2 separate regions of the Homo sapiens genome follow, and region 2 is linked to region 1. Evidence: chromatin loops called from intact Hi-C (ENCODE). Cell type or tissue: GM12878. All regions are shown on one strand. Links, peaks and the distances in the headings refer to the core of each region. The heading gives the core; the rest is flanking DNA.

Region 1 (8,917 bases), core at 451-8,450:
GCCTATGGTTGCTTTTACAGTACAAGACAGAGTTGAGTAGTTAAGACAGAGACTGTGTGGTCCATGAAGCCTCAAATATTTACCTACTCTCTGGCTCTTCACAGAAAAAGGTTGCCGACCCCTAATCTAGTAGATTAAAAAAGGAATACTTTTGAATTGAAATCCCTGCTTCTAATCCCTTCTTCATTACCATGTGACCTTGGGTAAATTATTTCACCTAAGCTTCATCTTTTTCCACCTGTAAAAATGGAGATAATATGGACACACCTTCATACATTCATACAGAAGGTCACATGATGTAAAACACTGAAAATGCTCTGAGCTCTAACTGGCAATACAGAAAGTACTAAAGAAAAAGGGGCTTGGGGTAGCTATTATTATTTAGAAGTGAACATTTCTCAGTTGCTTTGGGGAAAGTGCATGACGCTTACCATGAGTGGAGCTTGCAGGACTGGAAGTGGCTCTGGTGAGTCAGTCAGTGAGTGGTGAGTGAATGTGAAGGCCTAGGACGTTACCGTGCACTACTGCAGACTTCATAAAAACCCTGTACACTTGGGCTGCACTAAATTTACTTTGAACATTCTTTCTTCAATAGTACATTAACCTTACCTTATTGTGACTTTTTTACTTTAATATTTTAAATTTAAAAAAATCTTTTTGACTCTGGTAATAACACAGCTTAAAGCACAAACATGTTGCACAGCTAGACAATGTTTTTTCTTTATATTCTTATTCTATAAGCTTTTTTCTATTTTTATAATTTTTTTTATTTTTTTACTTCCTAAACTTTTTTGTAAAATCTCAGACACGGCCAGGTGCGGTGGCTTACACCTGTAAACCCAGCACTTTGGAAGGCCAAGGCAGGCAGATCAACTGAGGTCAAGAGTTTGAGACCAGCCTGACCAACATGGAGAAATCCTGTCTCTCCTAAAAATACAAAATTAGCCGGGTGTGGTTGCACATGCCTGCAATCCCAGCTACTCGGGAGGCTGAGACAGGAGAATCACTTGAACCCTGTAGGCAGAGGTTGCGATGAGCCGAGATTACACCATTGCACTAAAGCCTGGGCAACAAGAGTGTAACTCCGTCTCAAAAAAAAAAAAAAATACCTCAGACACAACACAGGGTCAGGGTCAGGATCATCAACATGACTGTCTTCCATCTCCATATTTTGTCCAACTGGAAGGTCTTCAGGGCAGTAATACCCTTGGAGTTGTCATCTCCTATGATAGCATCCTTCTTCTAGATACCTCCTGATGGGCCTGCCTGAGGCTGGTTTACAGCAAACTTTTAAAAATATAAGTACAAGGAGTACACTCTAAAATAATATTATGTACATAAACCGGTACATCATTGTCCACTGTCATTATCAAGTATCATATACTGTACACAATTGTATGTGCTATACTTTTAGATGACTGGCAGCTCAGAGGCTTTGTTTACACCAACATCACCGCAAACACGTGAATAACGTGTTGCACTATGACATTACAAAAGCTCCAACATCACTAGGCTATAAGAATTTTTAAGCTCCATTAAAATCTTATGGGGCCGGGCACGGTGCCTCACGCCTGTAATCCCAGCACTTTGGGAGGCCGAGGCAGTTGGATCACTTGAAGTCAGGAATTTGAGACCAGCCTGGGCAACATGGTGAAACTCCGTCTCTACTAAAAATACAAAAATTAAGGAGGCTGAGGCAGGCGGATCACAAGGTCAGGAGATCGAGACCATCCTGGCTAACACGGTGAAACCCCGTCTCTACTAAAAATACAAAAAATTAGCCGGGCGTGGTGGCGGGCGCCTGTAGTCCCAGCTACTCGGGAGGCTGAGGCAGGAGGATGGTGTGAACCCGGGAGGCGGAGCTTGCAGTGAGCCGAGATCATGCCACTGCACTCCAGTCTGGGCGACAGAGTGAGACTCCGTCTCAAAAAAAAAAAAAAAAAAAAACAAAATTAGCCAGGCATGGTGTCATATGCCTATAATCCCAGCTACTCAGGAGGCTGAGGTGGGAGAATCACTTGAACCCAGGAGGCAGAGGTTGCAGTGAGCCGAGATCGTGTTACTGCACTCCAGCCTGGGTGACAGAGCAAGACTCTGTCTCAAAAAAAAAAAAAAAATCATATGGGACCACTGTCGTATGTGTGGTGTGTCACTCACTGAAATGTCCTTATGCAGTGTGTGACTATTATATGCCGTATCCTCCTAATAAAGTAAGCTAGAGAGAAGAAAACAGTATTAAGAAAAGCATAAGGAAGAGAAAATGTATTTATATTCATTAAGTAGAAATGGATCATCGTAAAGGTCTTCATCTTCGTGGTCTTCATGTTGAGGAGGCTGAAGAGGAGGAAGAGGGGGTTGGTCTCGCTGTCTCAGGGGTGCAGAGGCAGAGAAAATCCTCGTGTAAGTGGACCCATGCAGCTCAAACCCGTGTTGATCTTAGGTCAGCTGTACTATTTCTCTCTTACTCCTCCCTCATTGTGACTAAAAGAAATAGATCAAAGTGGCATTTTTAGCGCTATTTTTGCAAGCTGTATGTATAGGCAAGCTCTAAAATCCAACTGTACAAAGTCCCTAATGCCTCACCCTTACGTGGATTAAAAACTTCTCTAGAAAGGAGATGATGTCTTTATCTCTTCCTCCCTTCCAGCACTAAGGGGAGTGTCTTACATTTAGGAACACTTGATATGTGTTTTTGTTAGATGGATGGATGGATGGATGGATGGATGGATGGATGGATGGATGCATAGATGGATGGATGGATGGATGGATGGATGGATGGATGGATGGATAGATGGATGGATGGATGGATGGATGGATGGATGGATGGATGGATGTTATAAATCTTCATTAAGGCAGCATCAGGAGCTTCACTCTGTGAAGTGAACAAACAAAAGTAAAGCATCAGGGGTGCCTGCTTTGCCTTGCCACTTACTGTCAACAATGCCTAAGGCACACGATCCACATGATCTGCTGCTGTGTTTTCAGGGTGTTGTCTTGGTTTTTGTCTGTTCATTTGTTTGGAGTTTTGGTACCTCTGGCCGCAGAGGTGGAGGACGGACGTGTAGCCCTCTCTCGATGGCACACAGTCACTATAGGGCTGGGCAAGGCCCTTCCCATGGTTTGTTTTTTATGGACTTTTACTCTCCTCACCTCCTCATGGGTAACCATTGGAATGTGTTTATGTATTTTTATTTGTGCCAATTCTTTAAAAATACAGTGACTTTATGTGTGTATTTTTAATTTTCCTAAGGAGTGTTCTGCCACGCGTCTCTTGCTGTTTCTTACCCTTTTCACTCAGCACTGAAATGTTCAGATCCACCCACGCTGCTGTGTGCACAGGAGGCCCGTGGTTTCTAAGCATTCCTTTGGTGCAGCCACACCTGCGCCTATCTATTCTCCCCATTTTGGTTTTTTAAGGTACAACTGACAGTAACTTGCCAGGTTAACCAATCCTGTTTCCAGGGATTGGAAAAAGAGGAGGCACTGCATCTTCTTAGCCCTGAGCCCTGGGAAGAGAGGTAGAGGTCAAGGAGAGGTCAGCCCAGTCAGGCCAGCTCTGTCACCACTGGTCCCCTTGGGCAGCGGCAGCACCCGGCTCTGTTTTCTCACCTGCAGCAGAGTCAACAATCCCTGCCCCACCGACCTCAGGGCGGATATGATGCTTCCAGGAAACAATAGGAGAGGAAATGGCTGTGAATGGTGGCCACGGCCGCACGTGGGCCCGCAGCCTGCCCCAGTCCCTTCCTCAGCTGCCCTGCAGCCACCCTGGGTGCTGGAAAGGAAGTGTGTCGTCCCTAGCCACAAGGAGGCACTCACTCTCAGGGTCATGCAGTGAATTGTTACGTCCTGGGCACACCTCTGCCTCCCTGGTTACACTGTCCTGCTCCTCATTCAGGGGCTGTGACCTTCCTAGGGGCCGTAGGGATGTGCATAGGCCCCTCAGGCATGAAACCCACCCCAGCTTCCTGTCGATCTTTGCCAGTGTCACCCTTTCCCTTCCTTATAACCCCCTGCCACCATTTCTATTCATGTGATAACTTTCTAACCTGGTGTTGGGGAGCAAATGCCCTTCCCCGAGTCCCACACTAGGGATATTAGGGATGTTCCAGAGAGACTGGTGGCAGGCTTTTAGGGTCATTCCAGCATGTGGCGTTGCTCAGTCCAGCCCCATATTCCCTCAACAATAACAACAGCAGCAACAGCGGCAACAAGCAGTGAGAACATGAACTCCATGTTTAAGCTAAAAGACATCAAAAATGCACGCAGCCCAGGTGTGCACTGGCCTCCCAGCTTCCTCCAGCAAAGACCCCCAGGAGCAGCGTGCTGGGCCTCTCTGCTGTAGGCAGAAGGGCCTGAACCAAACTTCCCAGCGTTGGCCGAGCCCTCCCAGGGACAGGCATTGCCCTGGCGTCTGTGCTCACTGGGCCCAGGGAATGTTTCTAGTCGGCCTCACTGCCCAGCATTACTGATTTCTTCCCAGGCCTGTTTTTCCCAGGAGCCCATGAGCTTCTGGAAGGCTGCCACGAATCATGTTCTTCCACTGCTTAAAACCCTTCAGTAGTTCTCCCCTGCCCGCGGGACAAAGTCCAGTTTTCCTCATTATGACACAAAGGTGCTCCCTTTGAAACCAGGGCCTTCCTTTCCTTGCAGCTTCAGCCCTGCCAGTCCCCATTCTTGCTCTGTGCTGTGTCCATAGTTATGTTCTTGAGGTTTCTGAAAGGAACCACACTCTCTCTTGCCTCAGGACTTTCCCCCATGCCTTTTCTTCAGCTCCAAACATCCTTCCCCACCCCTTCCTTCCCACCACTTGGGTAATTCTGACTTGTCCCTCTGGTGTCAGAAGTCCCTCACGGTTCACAGGAAGCCTTGCCTGCTTACCAGGCACAGGCAAGTTGCGCTGCCCAGGTGAGCACATGCAGTGTGCACCTGTGCGTCCTGGTGCACCACGGCCCCCATCCGGCTACACCACAAGCCTCAGGACAATGTGTCCCCTAAAAACTCATATCTTAAAGTCTTGTCCCCCAGGGTGTGAACTTCTTTGGACATAGAGTCATTACAGAGCAAATCAAGCTACAATTAGGTCATTAGAGTGGCCTCTAATCCAAAAACCTGGTGTCCTTCTAAAAGGGGTAAATGTGAAGAAAGACACTCAGGGAGAAGGCCATGTGAGGATGAAGACAGAGACTAAGGTGAGGCTTCTACAAGCCAAGAACCCTAGAGATCACCAGCAAACCACCAGCTGGGAGGAAGGCGCAGCTGTCAGAAGGAACCAACCCTGCCAATCCCTCCATCTGGGACCTCCAGCCTTCAGAACTGTGAAACTATCAATTACTGTGATTTCAGCTGCCCTATCTGTGGTGCTTTGGTACCCTAGAAAACTAACACAGGCAGCAATGATGTCTTTACTTCTTTATTTTTTTCGACTTCATCTACAGAGCTTAGCACAGCCATTGGAACAAAATTGGAGCTCAGTGCACAGTTATTGAAAGAAAAATTTGTACTCTGGAGAACAAGGAGGAGACGTAGTTCCTGCACCCAAGGATCTCATGCAATGAGAACACAGAGCAGGAATAAGATAACTCAAAGTGTGTGCATAATGCCAGGTTAGACAGACAGACAGACAGCCAGGCCACTGTGAGTGCAAGTCCCTGTAAACCAAAAAGAAAATTCTAAGGCCCCCAACCATCTGAATGCATGGCCCCTCAGCCAAGGCATTCCAAAGTTAACCTATAAAACTAGTTCAGGTCATGAGGGGAAGGGGGAGCCAGACGTGCGTCTTGATACCCTCCTTCCTTTAGGAATTACTGATAGAACAGCCTCTTGATACCCTCCTTCCTTTAGGAATGACTGATAGAACAGCCTCTTTAAGTCTGAGTAGAAACATTTATGACCTATTCTCTCTGAAGCCTGTTACCTGGAGGCTTCATCGGCATGACAAAACCTTAATCTCTACAACCCCTTACCATCACCCAGACATTCCTTTCTCTTGATTCCAGGTCTTTAGATAATAACTCAATCAACTGCCAGTCAGGAAGTCTTTGAATCTGACTGTGACCTGGAAGCTCCCCCTTCCGGTTGTCCCAACTTTCCAGACCAAAACAATGTACATGTTACATGTATTGATTGATGGCTTATGTCTCCCTAAAATGTATAAAACCAAGTTGTAGGCCCACTACCTTGGGCACATGTGGTCAGGACCTCCCAAGGCTGTGTCCTGGGCATGTTCTTAACCTTGGCAATATACAATCCTAGATTAACTGACACTTGTCTCAGATACTCTTGGGGTTTACACCCCTTACTCAGATGGGGGCAGGCAGTGCCTGGCAGCAATCCCGGGAATCTCCCAAAACCTAGATCTTCAAGTACAAGCTGGTCAAGCAGAAGAGAGAATTGGAAGAAACAGAGGAAACAAAGCACAGTGGACTATTTGTGTACCTTCAAGTAATGTGCTGGGAGAGAAGCTGGGACCAGTCGTGAGGGATCTGGTAAAACCTGCCGAGTCTGGGAACCAATGAATGAACTTATTAGGTGGGTCCTAGAAATTTTTCTCTGGCAAACTGAGGATACATTTCAGGGGGTTATGAATCACCACCAGCATGCTCTCTGCTCTTCATGGACATCAGAAGCTGGGGGAAAGCTTTCTTTGTGAGCCCCCAGCCTCAAGGGCAGGCAGTTCCTGGGCTGAGCCTCACTGGTGAAGCCTTTATGTGTGATGCGGGAACTGCCCACACACCAACTCCTGTTTTGCCCTTTTAATGGGCAGCATATCTCCTCAGAAGATGTGCCGCATGACCATTTTTGAGCCCACACCATCTTCACCCTCCTAGAATCTGCCTCTGATTCTTGGAATTTGGGGAAAACCACAGGTTTTTCATCATTTCTCAAAACTACTAGTTTGCAGCAGCAGTTCTGTGAAGGTGGGGAAGAAGCTGAGGACACCGGTGCCATGTTTCTGTTCTTATTCACATTTCTCTGTTCTCTGAAAGCAAAATAATGCAAAGCTATAAAGACCATCAGGGAGAATCAGAGCACAGACAGGATTCCAAAGGATGGAGGCTGCCCCCGACAAAACCCCTCCCCAAAGTGGGGAGGGGGCAGAGAAGAGGCCCCAAGATGCCAGGTGCTTCCCTCTGCAGCACAAGACACACTATGGGGTCTGCGCAAAGACAAAACATCGATTTGGGTGCAGTCTTCTTGGTCTCATTATTTTTATCATCTCTCAGAGGATGTGTGGTTGTCCCGATTGCTGTGCTCAGGACAGGAAGGGAAAGCAGAGGCTAACATAACTCACCCGGTCTGCAGGACAGAGGAGGAGAGCAGGCTGAAGGCCTATCCACCTCTGCACGCATCAGGCGGCTTCTGCATCCTGAGACACCCTTCCTGAATCGACACTTGGGCCCAGCCTGGCACTGGGCCCCATAGACGCCAATTAGATGGACGTGGTCTCCACACTGCAGGTGTTCACAGTACTCACTTGCTCCTGCAGACCCCAAATGCCAGAGAACTCATTTGCTGACCTTTAGCTGATGACAGGGGCTGGAGTTGACATTTGTATCAACCCACTGCATGCCTCAATGGGTCACCCTTCTGTGAGCAGGTGCTTCAGAGGCACAGCAGGACAGTCCTGGAGGCTCACCACAAAGCAGGGCCACCACACGCATGGGGAGAACTAGAAACCGATGACTTGGAATTTCCCTGCTGTTCTGGGTGGGCTTTGATGGGCTTTGCTCTGACTTCCTCTCTTAGACCTCTGGGCAGTGTTGCTACTGACGCAATAGAAATCAAGCATCCTGTTTCACTCCAGCAGAGGCTGCATTGCAGCAATGAGGGGTGTTTGCCCCATACCCAGAGAGGTGCTTCTGGGGAGCGAAGGCCCATAGCAAATGGGCAGCTAGCACATCAGGCCCAGGAGTCTGCTGCGTTGCAGAAGCTGCTGAAGTGTTGGCCCTGCCCACCTCCCAGGACACCTGTGGGAATGCGGGAATTCCACAAATTATGGATTCTAAGCCCCAGGAGATTTAAAAGGAAGGGAGAGGGAGAGAATGAGAATCGATGCTCTATTATTTGATGAGTTTGTAGGCGAGTGTGTGAGAGCAGAATGTTGAGACAAGACTTTCAACTTCGATGTAAGGAATATCTATTAAGCCCCTGCTGTGTGCCGGGGCTGTGTGTGATGCCTAAAGAACAATTGGCAACAGCCTCTCAAGGTGTGTGTGTGTGTGTGTGTGTGTGTGTGTGTGTGTGTGTGTGTGTTAGCGGCAGGTATATATCACAAGTTCAAAAGGGAGTGTCATAATTGTATTAAAGAGAAAAAACTACCACTGCTGGATTTAGAGTTATGAGATCTGGGTTTGAGTCCTGGTTCTACTTATCAGCTGCTTCCTTGAGTGTCCTCTCTATAGAATAGGGATCATAGCTCTTCCGAACATCACAGGGTTTGGGAAGGTAGAAAAAAGAAAAGGGATGCAAAAACACGTGGGGAAAAGGAACGTGGTTCCACAGCAAGAGTGGGCCCTCGTGTAAACTATGAGCTTTGGGTGATAATGGTGCATCAACATAGGCTCCTCACTTGTAAGGGTCAGACCCCTCCGGTGCCAGATATCGACAGCGGGGAGGCTGTGTGTGTGGGAGCAGCGAGGAACTCCCCGGACTTTCTGCTCAATTTTGCTCCAAACAAAAAATGGCTCTTAAAAAAGAAGTAAATTCAAAAGAAAAAAGATATAAAAATACATAATCCATTTGAAAAAATTACAATCATTAAAAAAGAAAAAAAGGAAAATGGAAAACTACTATAGACATGGTTTGAGTTGATATAAAGCTTTGATAGAAAGGCACAAAGAAAATGGCCTAAGAGTTGAAAGCCCAGTGAAATCACAGCTCACGAGGGGTACTTGAGAGAAACTAGGGGAGAAAGTTT
Region 2 (8,917 bases), core at 516-8,515, 110 kb after region 1:
AAAGAGTAGTAAATACGATTCAGTCACACTTGAAATTGTAGCAAATTCTCACACATGTGTGAGAAAGCTGTGCTTTTCTGACTAAATAACATGAATCAAAACGTAGGCCTTAAAAATACAAACTCAGCCAGGCTCACACTTGTAATTCCAACATTTTGGGAAGCCGAGGCAAGAGGATTACTTGAGGCCAGGAGTTTGAGACCAGCCTGGGCAACAGAATGAAACCTCACCTCTATAAAAGAAAATTTTTTTAAATTATCCATGCTTGGTGGCACACACCTGTAGACCCAACTACTAGAGGGAGGCTGAGGCGGGAGGATCACCTGAGCCCGGGAGGTTGGGGCTGCAGTGAGCTATGATCGCGTCACTTCACTCCAGCCTGGGTGACAGAGTAAGACCTTGTCTCAAAAAAAAAACAAAAAAAAAAAAAAACGAAAAAAAAAACTGTGAGAAACGATATGGCTAACAACTAGGTTTGTTCAATTGTAAAAAAAAAAAAATGTTTTAAGAGGTAATATAGGAGAAACATATATCCTTAAAAAATACTTAAAAGACATTCAAAAATCACATGTGGATTTTATATGGGTCTTAATTTAAGTAACAAACTACACGAATGTTATAACATGTATGAAACAACTGAAACTCTGACCACTGGCTGGATATTCACTGATATTGAGAAATTACTGTGAACTTTTTCAGGTACAGTAATGACATCATGGTATTTTTACAGAGCACTTATCTTTTAAATATATATACTGAACTATTATGGAAGAAATGCTATGAGGTTTGGAATTTGCTTCAAATTCCAAAAAATAGTTCAAAAAAAAGCTGAACTATAAAAAATTGTTTTGGGGCCGAGTGCCGTGGCTCACGCCTGTATTCCCAGCACTTTGGGAGACTGAGGTGGGCGAATCACTTAAGGTCAGGAGTTCAAGACCAGCCTGTCCAACATGGTGAAACCCCATCTCTACTAAAAATACAAAAATTAGCTGGGCATGGTGGCACGTGTTTGTAGTCTCAGCTACTCGGGAGGTTGAGGCAGGAGAATCGCTTGAACCCAGGAGGCGGAGGTTGCAATGAGCCAAGATCGCGCCATTGCACTCCAGCCTGTGCCAATAGAGCAAAACTCCATCTCAGTTTAAAAAAAATTAAATAAATAAATTACTTCTGTAAGTCAAAAATGGTTGAAGGGCTGCAATTTCATGTTAGAAGTCAGGAAATGGGAGGGGCTATTGATGAAGCAAAACTGGCCAGGAGCTGATTAAGGTTAAAATTAATCTGAATGATGGCCTATGGGGTAAATTTTACTCAACTGTCTCCTTCCTATGTGCATAAAATCTTTCCACAATGAAAAGTTAAAACAAAATTAGGCCTTTAATACAGTACAATATTTAAATTTAGTTAAAAATAAAAACTAGTAAAAGTGAAACTGAAAGCATCACTGCAAAAACACCCTCCGCCTAAATTTCTTCATCTGCAAAGGGAGGCCAGGGAGCTCGACAATCTCTCTGAGATCCCTGGGTCTGTGACCGCAGTGTATGCTCTCTGCTCAGCCACTGAAGCTCGTCCCCAGTTTTGCAGGGCATATTCGGCTCTTCTCTTACTATTTAACAAGGGCCACCTAATCTATGCATAAAGATCCTCAGACTGTAGGGGAGTTCAGACGACACAGCCTAGTGAGAAGCTGACACACACATGCACATCCCATGGAAAACCCTTGTGGGGTGTGAGAGATGATTCTACAGTGGACAGAAGGCAGCCATTGAGAGCTGTTCTGATAGAGTGCTGACATTGACCACTCTGTCCCCCACCAAAGGGCCTGTGACGGAATGTCTGTAACATAGAGTTCATACATTGTATAGAGGTCTATAACATTTAATACATATTAAAGTATACTTAATAGCCTGAAAATATACTTAATAGTATGAGAATAAGCTGTTGTGGAGTTTAGCTGGCACAAAATGACCACTGGCAACGGCTGTGGTGGCCAGATGGAGGCCTCAGCCTGCCGAGCACAGTGAGAATCTGTGACTTCATTCATAAATTTCCCAGAGAAACGGGATGAGGCAGGGCCCTGTGTACCTCCATGTCTGCAAGTGGATACATGCTGAAGAGCAAACATGTAAAGCACAGAAGACACAAGCAAAGGAAGAAAGAGGACACACTGAGGTCCTGTGACTCATCTTTACAAGGCAGAATATGAGTCATTAATAGGATCCCAACTTTGGCTTTCTCTCTGAATCACCCAAGATTACCTTGATGTGCTTAACTTTGTCTTCTTTTTCTGTCTTTGGTTTCTTTCCTGTGGCAACAAAAATGTAGTTTTGGATTAATTCACGAAGGGCCTCCAGAGAAACATTTCCCTCAAATTAAATTCTTTCTGAAACTCTCAATGAACCTGTTGCTTTAATCTGTACATGGTCAAAATTCCACATGTATCTTTCACTGCCTCTGGTGAATCGAAAGTCTTGTTTCCAAGCCAGGTAGGGGCGGAATGATCCCCTACAGCATGAACAGGCTATTCTACCTGCAAACTGACTGCAGATGTAGAAATGAAGAGATCACGAAGGCACGATGACACAAATTGATTTACCTTATTTTAGTCTGTAAATGCCTTTACCTTTCTTAGAAGGCCGTTCTGATAGGGGCAGCATTCGGTAGACCCTGAAGGCATTATTTCCTTTCTTTATGCTTTTATCCTTGACTTCTTCAATATCAGGCAAGGAATTCATGGCGCATCTGAAATTCGCCTTCCATGTTTTGGGATCAGGTTTATCTACTCCTGGTTGATGCTTTCCTAACAAAAGAGACAAAGATTAAGAAAAAGAGAGAAAACATTAGATACAGAGGAAGGAATTTCTGGAAACACAGTATTGCTGGTCAGGCAGTATAAGGAAACCTTTTCACTCCATGCTATACCTCCAGTGACCAATCGTCCTGGTGTACCTGGGGGTGAGAAAGTTCTTGGGATGTGGGAATTTTGTTTTTAAAACCTGAACAGTTCCAGTCAAACTGGGACAAGTTGGTCACCCTGGTTCTACTGAACAGCTTGAGGAAACTATAAATGCTGGAAGAATGGAGCATCAGCGTAAGAAAAATATAGAAGACTGAGAGGCTGCAAAGTCAACAGGCAGAGGGAAGCTGAGTGCCTCTTTTTCATCTGACGCTCCAACAAAGTCCATTCCTGTAAACAGCTCCCTACGTAAAGGTTGTAATAAATACAGGTATTTCTGACTACCTTTTTGGGGGGGAGATAAATTTGACCAAAGTTTATAGCATCAGAACAACTGAGTTTCTATTCCCCGGTAACACCTAGGGAACTTCTTAGAATACCACATTTATAGGAAATTGAAGGACTAAGAGTGTATGGGATGAGGGGAGCATTACTTCTGAGGGCTGCAGTTTGTACCCCATGTGTCCTGGATGTGCCTAGGGACAAGTCACAGGTTTTTCAGAGCCATCTTCATGAGGTCATAAGCCAGGCTATTTTATGTGTAATAAAAACAAAACTAAGCAAGAGTGCCTTCCTCTATAAACGCCGCAGGGAGTTTTAGTACCTGTATGGATTGCCCAGTTTCTAAAGAGTGGTGCATCTTTTTCCACATCCCACCCATGTCTAGCCGCATGCATCCAGGGGATCTGAAAAATCTTCTTTTCCTGAAAAAAAAAAAAAAAAAAAAGGTAAAGAACTGGAGTCATGGGTTTTGGCCCACCATTGCAAAAGGTTGTGAAGGTCTAGCCAGCAAGATTCCCCAGCAAGCATCGCTGAATGTGTTGACTGCTGACAAGAAAATCTACTGTAAACCAAACCCACTTCCCCCGCTGGATCCCAAATCTTGATAGACTACCCCGAGTGACAGTCAGTCTCGTGAAGTCTTGCAGAGCAGGAATGTTTTCCAAGGTCAAAGGTGATGATTTGACCTTGTGTGTTCCATTATTTGTGCCTCTTTTCTAGTTTTCAATATATTTTTTTGGAGACAGAGTCTCGCTCTGTTGCCCAGGCTGCAGTGTAGTGGCGCGATATCGGCTCACTACAACCTCCACCTCCTGGGTTCAAGAGATTCTCCCACCTCAGCCTCCTGAGTAGCTAGGATTACTGGCATGTGCCACCACGCCTGGCCAAGTTTTGTATTTTTGGTAGAGATGGGGTTTTGCCATGCTGGCCAGGCTGGTCTCGAACTCCTGACCTCAAGTGATCTGCCCACCTCAGGCTTCCAAACTGCTGAGATTACAGGTGTGAGCCACCACACCCGGCCCTGTGCCTCTTTTTTTTATAAAACCACAGAAAAATGGCCACCTACCGAAACTTCTAATGCTTACTCTTATAATTTATTCTCGTCGTTTGGTAAATAGTAACTCCAGCTATCTTAGGTAAATTAAAAATTAGACAAGTTTCCAAAACCCTTGATGCTACTAAAGAAAAGTCGGGTACATCTGAGGCCACTGTCACAGAAACCAAATATCTCCATTTGCTTGTGCATCCAACAGAAATAGAAAGTAATGTTCGAATCCCTGTGGGTCTACTGCCTGCAAGAAATAGCAAGAAGTGCAAACAAAGAGGTAGAGGTTATGAAATGACACATTTTTCTGGAGAAACATCCCTCAATACAATCCTTATATCAGACTATCTCTACATCTCTCTCAGTGTTGAGGTCTGTAACTCAAAACCGCCTCAAGCAACCCTGAAAAACACATGATTGGAAACCCATGGTTTAGTAACAAAGCCGTACTCTTAGTAAAGCTACAGATGAGGAACCTGGCCCAAGCAGCTCTTGTGGCGGTACCGGCAGGTACTAAGGTCCCATTGGCACTGTGCATCTGACTACCCACATCCACAGGGACCTCAGTTTTGTCTTCCTCCCACAGCCTACTGAGTGAGGTATATGTTACGATTTCCATTTTATAGCTGAGGAAACCAAGAAGCAGATTTTAACTATTTAGTCAAGGAACTTGCAGGATAATAAGTGTCTAAGTTCAAAACCCAGGTCATGCGACTCCATATGCTATTACTTAATCACCCACTCATTGTCTCCCAGCTTTTAGATTTGGAAGAGTCCCTGTCCTATGACAGACCAGTTGAGACCTGGATTCTGTGGAGATTAAAGCCCAGGAGGTTGTACTCTTTCAAAGCTCTCAAGGCAGTTCTGGTAATTGCTAGGTATGCGGATCCCTGCACTAGATGCTGAGGAAGGAGAGGAAATGTCAGCAGGGAGTTTCCACCACTTCAGTCTCACATAGTGAAACACAGAAAGGGTCCCAGCTGTCCCCAAAGAGATTCAGCGCCTCTCCACAGAACCAATCACAAAGCCAGAACAAAGACTATTTCAGAACATTGGAGAGTTTCCCAAAACCTGTTAAAAGGAAAATTCTACCATCTTCTAAAAAGTCAGTTATTAAAGGAGAACTGAAAGTGAGAGACTTTTTCATAAATTCCTCGGTGTTCATTCTGTATCATCCACAGAGAGGGCTTCGGGTTAGCCAATTTCAAAAGGACAGTGATCAGAAAGGGGCTGAGTGACATTTTATGCTTTAATGTAGATGAAAATCGACAGCAAAATCACTTAATGCCATTTATTGATGTTCACATGAAAATGAATACAAGTGAAAATTCATTTCGTGAAAGAGCTTTTCCTGAAGTGCATGCCCAGAATCTAAAGCTTTATGCTTAAACACCGAGATTCTTAAGAATTTGCTGTTGCACTTTTTTCTAGATCAAAGGAGTTCTAGGGTGACACAATCTGAAATCTAACTTGCAAGACACAAAATTGATACAGATAAAGTAGATCTTTTTAAGCATCTGCACGCATGCATGCATACACATACACACACACACAACCAAACCTAGTCCCACAGAAACCGCAAAAGCCATGCAACTACAAAAGCGCTGACCAAACCCAGCAACATACACTATGGACCCTCTTGAAATGTGCAACAGGCCTGAGTAGACTGGAATAGTTCAGGTGTTTGTCCCCTCAAAATCTCGTGTTAAAATTTGATCGCTAGTGTTGCAGGTGGGGTCTGGTGGACGGTGTTTGGGTCATGGGGCAGGATCCCTCAAGAATGGCTTGGTGTCGTTCTCGTGGTAATGAGTAAGCTCTCACTCCATTAGCTCCGGTGAGAGCTGATTATTCAAAACAGCCTGTCGCCTGCACCATTCTCTCTTCCTCCCTCTCTTGCCATGTAATGCCCTTTGCCTCCCATCCTGAGGCCTTAACAGAGGCAGATGCCAAGGTCATGCTTCTTGTACAGCCTAGAACCCTGACCCAAAGAAGCCTCGTTTTTTTATAAATTACCCAGCCCCAGGTAGTCCTTTGTAGCAACATGAAACAGACTAACCCACAGACATGTCTCCAAAAAAAGATACACAAATAACAAACGTTGGTGAGGATGTGGAGAAACTGGAATCCTCACACATCGCTGTGGAAATGCAAAATGGTACAGCCACTCTGGAGAAAAAGTTTGGCCATTCCTCAAGAAAGTGAAACACAGAATTACCTGATGATCCAGGAATTTTACACCTGGATATATACCCAAAGAATTCTAAGCCAACATTCAAACCAAAACATAAACGTTCATAGCAGCACTACTTTCAAAAGCCAAAAGATGGAAACAACCCGAGTGTCCATCAGCTGATGAATGGGTAAACAAAATGTGGTATATCCATACAATGGAATATTATTCAGCCACAAAAAGGAATAGAGTATTGACACATGCTACCATGTGGACGAACCTTGAAAACATTATGCTGGATGAAAGAAGCCAGACACAAAAGGCCAAAAATTGAATGATTCCATTTACATGAAATATTCCAGAAAAGACAGAGAGCAGAGAGCAGACAGAGAGCAGAGATCCATAGAGACAGAGAGCAGATTACTGGTTGCCACAAGCTAGGGGGGAGGGAAATGGGAAGTGACTGATTAATGGGTACAGCATTTCCTTTTGGAGGGATAAAAAGTTCTGGAACTGGACAGTGGTGATGGCTGCATGACATCGTGAATGTCACTTTAAAATGGTAAATATTTTTTAAACTACATGTCACCTTTACCTAGTTTTTCATACTTCAGGAAAAAAAAGAAAAGACTAATAAACTTATCAGAAATATCTTTAAAATTGTATCACAGATTCTTTTTTTGAAGAAGACCATATGAAAAGGTAAGAGAAAGCAAGATTCATTTTAAAACTGAAAGAGATTCTGACCAGTAAACATTCTGGTCACAAGTTGTGTGTTCCATGGGACATGACGGTGTTGCTATGTGTGTGTAGACCCCGTGACGTCAGTATGTGCCAGGTGTCTCATCCCCGAGTGACCAGTCCTGCACACGTGGTGGTGGTACATGCTGTGTATAGACAGACGCGCCATGCCAGGGCCCACCATTTGTACGTGTGTGCACAACTCTGCCCATCTGAAGGAAGGCAGGAGAGATGAGCGCTGCTTGACTTCAGAAAAGCATCTGACATTATTTTGAGCAATGTAGAACAATGTTCCTTGGCCCCACATGGAAACTAGTTCTGTTATCTCCTCTGCCTCTTCTTCCCCCCAACATTTGCAAGACGTTCCAATTAGTGTGCTATTTTTGTCTGGACTCCTTACCGTGGTCAGAGATAGCCTGATGTTTACACAAACACAAGTCTACTCTCAAAGTGAAAAAAAGGGAAAGATCTGATGATTCCCCTGCCTTAGTGCATGGATCCAGGAAGAACTAAGAACATCAATAACCCCACCAGAGTTGGGGGTCACATGGAGCCACGAGAGAAACCAGGACCCCGGATGTGACTGCCTCCTTCCTTCCTCAAGAAATGGCCCAGGGAACCACAAGCAAGCATGTGGACAAACCCAAAACTAACCTGGTCTCAACAAGTCAATGGCGAGAAGGAAAAAAACAGAGGCCCACAGTCAGCAGAGACTTAGAGTCATAAACACCAAACACAACCTGTGGACAGTCTTTGAATTCTGATTTGAACAAATCAACTGTAAAAAGATTATTTGGGAATACTCAAGGCATTCTTAATATGAATGGAGCAGTGATGATATTAAACAGTACTAATTTTGTCCAATTAACAATGGTATATTGTGGATATATAAGAAAATGCCCTTATGTCTTACAATGTATGCTGTCAGGGAGCTGCTTTAATATACCAGATACACACAGATACACACACACACACACACACAAAGATAAGGCAAAATATTCATACATCTAGATACAGGCATATGAAAATTTGCTATCCTATTTCTTTTTGTCATTGGGCTACTCAAACATGCTATGCACATTTGCAAATACCCATAACCAAAGGTAAATTGCCCCAGCCAAGGTCTCATTCATGAGCTGGTTATAATGCACTTTTCCAAACTTCCTCGCTGTTCCTTCAGAGGAATCCAAGGGACCCATTCCATTCCCACCCTCCTTCAAACTTATTAAAAGTAGGTGCTATGGTTTGAATATTTGCCCCCTATGACACTTATATTGACATTTAATCCCCAATGTGGCAGTACTGAGAGGTGAGGCCTTTAAGAGGTGATTGAGTCATGAGGGCCCTGCCCTCATGAATGGATTAATCCATTCAGGGATTAATGGATTAATGAGTTGTCATGAGGGGTAGGATTGTGGCTTTTTAAGAGGAAGAGAGACCTGTGCTAGCACGTGAGCATGCTCTTTCCCCGCACCGGGTGATATCCTGCACTGCCTCAGGACTTTGCAGAGGGTCCCCACCAGCAAGAAGGCCCTCACCAGATGCAGCCCCTCAACCTTGGACTTCTCAGCCTCCATAACTGTAAGAAATAAATTCCTCTTCTTTACAAATTATCCAGAGTCAGGTATTCTGTTAGAAGCAACAGGGAACAGACTAAGACAATAGAGGATGGAAACAAATTTAAGGCATTAATTAACCAACTCTTTCTCTCTTACTAAGAATGGAG

Evidence for each region. A loop is a pair of places that touch in the nucleus more often than their neighbours do. Peaks named below come from ENCODE experiments on the same cell type or tissue, not always from the same donor. Only the 100,000 strongest peaks of a DNase experiment are listed, where the experiment ranks them.
Region 2: a loop joins it to region 1, with 4 times the contacts of the local background. A loop is called at or near these places in 2 of 110 quality-filtered maps.

The regions. Positions count from the first base shown.
Region 1 is chr4:184,306,669-184,315,585 of GRCh38, forward strand. MYL12BP2 (MYL12B pseudogene 2) reads right to left here and starts at 7,661. Exons shown (of 3, transcript XM_047416561.1): 1 at 7,637-7,661; 2 at 7,292-7,480. The coding sequence starts at 7,661. RefSeq lists a silencer at 527-576 and enhancers at 5,076-5,135, 5,166-5,235, 7,152-7,653, 7,572-7,841, 7,972-8,131. In GM12878, for the core only: CTCF peaks have their summits at 3,804 (motif pointing right) and 6,082 (motif pointing left); a DNase peak (open chromatin) is centred at 7,633; H3K4me3 peaks cover 4,249 bases; H3K27ac peaks cover 5,236 bases.
Region 2 is chr4:184,415,912-184,424,828 of GRCh38, forward strand. It overlaps IRF2 (interferon regulatory factor 2), which reads right to left. Exons shown (of 9, transcript NM_002199.4): 3 at 3,558-3,657; 4 at 2,621-2,797; 5 at 2,256-2,302. Among named protein-coding and RNA genes, the nearest start is that of LINC02362, 38 kb to the left of the region's middle. RefSeq lists enhancers at 1,572-1,741, 1,932-2,231, 2,110-3,309. In GM12878, for the core only: no CTCF peak of the experiment used is centred there; DNase peaks (open chromatin) are centred at 1,560, 2,240, 5,270, 6,030 and 2 weaker places; H3K4me3 peaks cover 3,266 bases; H3K27ac peaks cover 6,934 bases.